Linked DNA regions of Homo sapiens: region 1 is linked to region 2. A link is a loop called in an ENCODE intact Hi-C map of the cell type or tissue named here. Cell type or tissue: IMR-90. All regions are shown on one strand.

Region 1 (2,500 bases), 120 kb after region 2:
GTGAGAGTATGGAGAACTTTTTCCTTCTTTATACTTTTCTGCTTTTGCAAATTTCCGAAAATGAGAATTTATTACCTGATCATTTTCAATTTAAATTTCCAAAAGAAATATTAGAGTGGCATGTACCTGTAGTCTGGCTATTTGGAAGGCTGAGGCAGGAAGATCACTTGAGCCTAAGAGTCCAGGCTGCAATGAACTATAACTGTGTCACTAAACTCCAGCCTAGGTGACAGAATGAAACACCATTCCTCAAAAAAAAAAAAAAAAAATTAAAGAGAAATATGAGGGGGTCCACCTCAGTGACCTCATTTTAACTTGATTACTTCCGTAAGAACTCTATTTCCAAATATGGTCACATTGTGAAGTATTAGGGGTTAGGACTTCAACACATGAAGTTCGTGGGAGGCACAATTCAGCCCACCCACAACACCAAGTTTGCTCATAGCATGGTGGTCCCAGTGCTAAGAGAGCAAGAGCAAACGCTGCAAAGACTCCTGAGTCCTCAGCTACAAAACTCTTACAACCTTCCTTCCACCATATTCTATTAGTCAAAGCAAGTCACAAGGCCAGTACTGATTCAAAGGGTTTAAAGGGTGGGGAAATAGATTTACCTCTTGATAAAAAGACCAGCAAGGCTGGGCGCGGGTGACAGTGCAAGACTCCATCTCAAAAAAAAAAAAAAAAAAAAAAAAAAAGACCAGCAAAATATTATGGCCATGTTTTCAACCTATCACAGGTCTTTAATGTTTTTTGTGTGTGTTTTTTTCGAGACAGAGTTTCACTCTTGTTGCCCAGGCTGGGGTGCAATGGTGCGATCTCAGCTTACGGCAACCTCCGCTTCCCGGGTTCAAGCGATTCTCCTGCCTCAGCCTCCCAAGGAGCTGGGATTACGGGCATGCACCACCACACCTGGCTAATTTTGTATTTTTTTTAGTTAAGACGGGGTTTCACCATGTTGGTCAGGCTGGTCTCGAACTACTGACCTCAAGTGATCCACCTGCTTCAGCCTCCCAAAGTGTTAGGATTACAGTCAGGAGCCACCATGCCCAGCCCTTTTTTTTTTTTTTTTTTTTAATAATTAACTAGCTATAAGGCCTTGGGGTATGACAAAAGTATAGATTCTTAGAAACAGAAGGGACCCAGGCCAATTTTAAGTCCCACTACTTAATACATTTCCTCTGCCCTCTGCCACCCCCAGCTCCTCTTCTTTTCCCATTTGATGAGATGTTCCTGGATAAGCTCATCAAGCCCCTGTGTTCCTGCTTAGGTTGTTTCCTCTCACTTGAAAGCCAGTATCTCCACCCCCACCCCATCTTTTTATTGAAGTATAGTGTTCATACAGAAAAGTGCATATGCTTACTCACTAAATATGTACAACAATTATGTTCCGATTAAAAATAATGTAAACAGAAAAGTATTTATGTGTGTACATTTGACCCCTGAACAACACGGGTTTGAACTACAAGGGTGTAGTTATATGCAGAGTTTTTAAATCAAAGGCGGATGACTTCAAGGGATGTGAAATATGCACATACATAAGTTAACTTTTTGTATAGGAGGGTTCTGCAGGGCACACTGGGCAACTTGAGTATGCACGAATTTTGGTATACATGGGGGGGTCCTAGAACCAATCCCTCATGTATAGAAGGACATGTATAGAAGGACAACTGTATATATATATATATATATATATATATATATATATATATATATATATATGCATGCATACACACACATATAGAAATCACATAAAATATATCTCTCTCTCATAAGTTTACTGCTTGACAAATTTTGCAAGGTAAACACTCCATTAGCATCTGAAAGCAGAACATTACCAGTACCTCAGAAGCCCTATTCATGTCTGTGTCCAAATTTCTTCGTTTTAAAAGGGCACCAGTTATACTGGATGACTTCACTTTAACTTGATTACTTCTGTAAAGACCCTATTTCCAAAGAAGTTCACTTTCTGTGGTGCTAGGAGTTAGGGCTTCAACATATCTTTTTGGGGGACACAATTCAACCCATTTAATGGGTCATATTAGAATTCAAGACATCTGAGATTTGATGAAATCATGGTTATAATCCATTTTTTGCTTAAGCTAGTTTGAGTTGATTATCTGGTATAATCACAATGTAACCAATACAATCAATACAAATGCTCTGGTGCAACCATGTTTGCTTAATGTGAATTACTTACACATAATTAGTAAACTGGAGAATGGTGTCAGTAAAACAAGTAAGTTGTGTTACTTCATTTGGACTTTTCTCAGCATGTTAATGTTTTGAAGTGATATGTAATAAACATCCTCACAATTAGAGAAAGCTTTTAGCAATTTATGAAGAAGACTTAAAAAAAACATAATTGAACCATGCAGAAGTGCCATTGTATTTATTGTAAATACAAGTGCCTTCCTTCAGTGAATAAGCAACTAGTTCAGTGGCTTCAGGAACCACCAAAGTTTCTATTAAGCTATCTAGAAAGCTGCCAAGAGCAGATGAA
Region 2 (2,500 bases):
GTGTATTTGTTTCCGTTGAAGTTGGATTTAATGTTTGAAAATTACCTAAACTCATCTGGACCAGTGGTATCGTGAGTAAGATACGTGATTAAGCTGGATACTTGTGGTTCAAATTAAGTTGTGACTATTAAGAAACTCTACTTACCTTCTTGTGAGACTCAAACTGACTTTAAAACAATTCCAAACAATACCAAGAGAGCCTCTCAAGTGGCTGTTCCAAGTAACAACTATCATTTAAATAATTCATAAATCTTACTTTGAGTGGAAAGTTGAACTACATGGTCTCTGATACCCCTTCCAATGCTCAATCTTTACAATCATACCTCATACATACAAATAATTCCTACACACATTGTATTAGAAATGGGCATCTTATAAAATGGAAGTATTACATAATAGAGTACATTTCCTTGAAACCAATCACATATTAATTTATTCCACCTAAAAACATACTACCATTAAAAGTATAACTGAGCAAATGCAGAAGCCAGCTTCTGGATTCTTAATGATCACTTTAATATGAGTGGAGGTGATTAATACTTATGGTACAGACTCACTAGTCTGCAAAATAATTCAAGAGAAGTCAATATTTATTAGACAATAAAATAATTGTTCCAAAGGATATTTCTAAATAACTTCAAAGAAGTTACCACAAAGTTAAAAAGGAATATCTTCCATGTTAAGTTTGTGATAAAATAATTTAAACACATGATTGACTCTACAAATCTTTTTTACAAATTACTTCAGAAGTTATAAGAGGAAATGTTTTTCTTTTTCCTCTGCTATCTCTTATTTTTTCCTTCCTACTTCTGATCCCCTTAATATACAATATTATTGATGTAAACTCAAGAATTCATGGTAAAAGGCATCTTTTTGCTTCACAGAAATCATGACCTATAGAGAAAACAAGGTAAAAACTAAGGAAAACTGAACATTGAACTTTTTTCAAAAAAATTACAAAATAGGATGTATAACATTATCTTTGGAAAACAGACATTTTCTTTCTACTAGAAATAGCAAAAATCATTCTACATTTTTTCTTCCCCAATTGCATGTTCAATTAGCATACATTCCAACAGTGTGCATGAAAAAATTTCTAAGCCAGAGGTATTTAAGTGATTTCTTCCTAAGTGTTTTGGCTAATTCAGTGGCCAAGAAACTATGATGTTTATTCTCTGATTGGACAGAGTCAAGAAACAAAACAGATATAATTACCAAGGGATAAAGCTGATATGACCCAGCAACAATCTGTCATTACTTCAGCTGTTAGTCGGTCTTCTCCCCCCACCCAGCCCCACAAAAAAAGTTCTGCTCTGCTTAAGTGTACAAGACTCCAGTGAACTTCCAACAGTTTGGCTTCAAGTGACCTAGGAATGGAGTGAGTCATCTGTAAAGCCTGGAGTGGTCCAAATAACACAGATAACTTCAGTAACAACTGGAAACAGCTGGCTCCAAATCAGGGAGCTACCCAATCTTCAGTGACAAGGAGGAAACAAAGTCCAAGCTTCTAAAACACGTAACGACAAGTCCAGGAACGTGGCCGGACATAATCCAAAAATGTGGGCTGCAGTGGGGAAAAATAAGAATGGAAAAATAATTTGTGTACAGAGTAGAGGAGGTGTGGAGATAGGCAGGGATGTTAATATGATACATTGTACATCTCTAAAATGCCTCCCACCATTTCAACAACCCTCAAGGTATAAGCAGCTCACTAATTCAAAAGATGTTCAGTACTTTTATCTATAACACAGATTTATTCAATTAGGTGCTTCACATAAAGCTTTTAAAGTCCAGTAAACTATACACAATTGTGTGGACTTTGACCAGTTTCTAAATAGGCACTATTTCTTTCTGTATCTTTATTTTAGCACAGCCCTACTTTTAGTACCTTAAAATCTAAATGGTGGTTAAGGACGACAAATAGATATATATATATATATTTATATATAACCACCATTTAGATTTTAAGGTACTAAATATTAGTATATATTAGTTAATATATAATATATAAATAAATATATAAATATAAATATATATTATATATACACATATATAAATGACTAATATATACATAAATGACATATATATAAAAATGACTAATACAAGGTTTAAAATTACTGAACTATCAAAGGAGGAGCAAATGAAGCACTACAAAAGTTCAGAAATAGGAAAGAGAGGGAAGCAAGCATTTGAAAAATCATCATGGAAGATGTGGCATCCAAACTGGATTTTGATAGGAGAATAAAATCTGACATGTGGAATCCAGGTGACCAGGGACAGTCAAGAGCAATTACTTCAGATGAACAAAGGAGATTAATATGAAATAAAGAGGGAGAGTTGAGGCAGCCTAACAGACATAGGGTACACAGAAAGAGGGGAAGCTTTGGAGAGGAAACTGATTAATTTCATTATGGACATCTTCAGTTACAGATGCCTATGAGAAATACCCAGGAAATAAATCAAGAAGGTATCCCCTCCAAACCTGGAAGGTTGTAGGGAT

What was found. Hi-C counts contacts between places; a loop is a spot of excess contacts. Peaks named below come from ENCODE experiments on the same cell type or tissue, not always from the same donor. Only the 100,000 strongest peaks of a DNase experiment are listed, where the experiment ranks them.
Region 1: a loop joins it to region 2, with 2.7 times the contacts of the local background. A loop is called at or near these places in 18 of 110 quality-filtered maps.

What each region holds. Positions count from the first base shown.
Region 1 is chr1:179,236,406-179,238,905 of GRCh38, reverse strand. No RefSeq gene overlaps it. Among named protein-coding and RNA genes, the nearest start is that of ABL2, 8.0 kb to the right of the region's middle. In IMR-90, no CTCF peak of the experiment used is centred here; no DNase peak of the experiment used is centred here.
Region 2 is chr1:179,352,649-179,355,148 of GRCh38, reverse strand. SOAT1 (sterol O-acyltransferase 1) reads right to left here. Exons shown (of 16, transcript NM_003101.6): 16 at 1-1,564. The coding sequence ends at 1,508. Among named protein-coding and RNA genes, the nearest start is that of AXDND1, 12 kb to the left of the region's middle. In IMR-90, no CTCF peak of the experiment used is centred here; a DNase peak (open chromatin) is centred at 1,358; H3K27ac peaks cover 624 bases.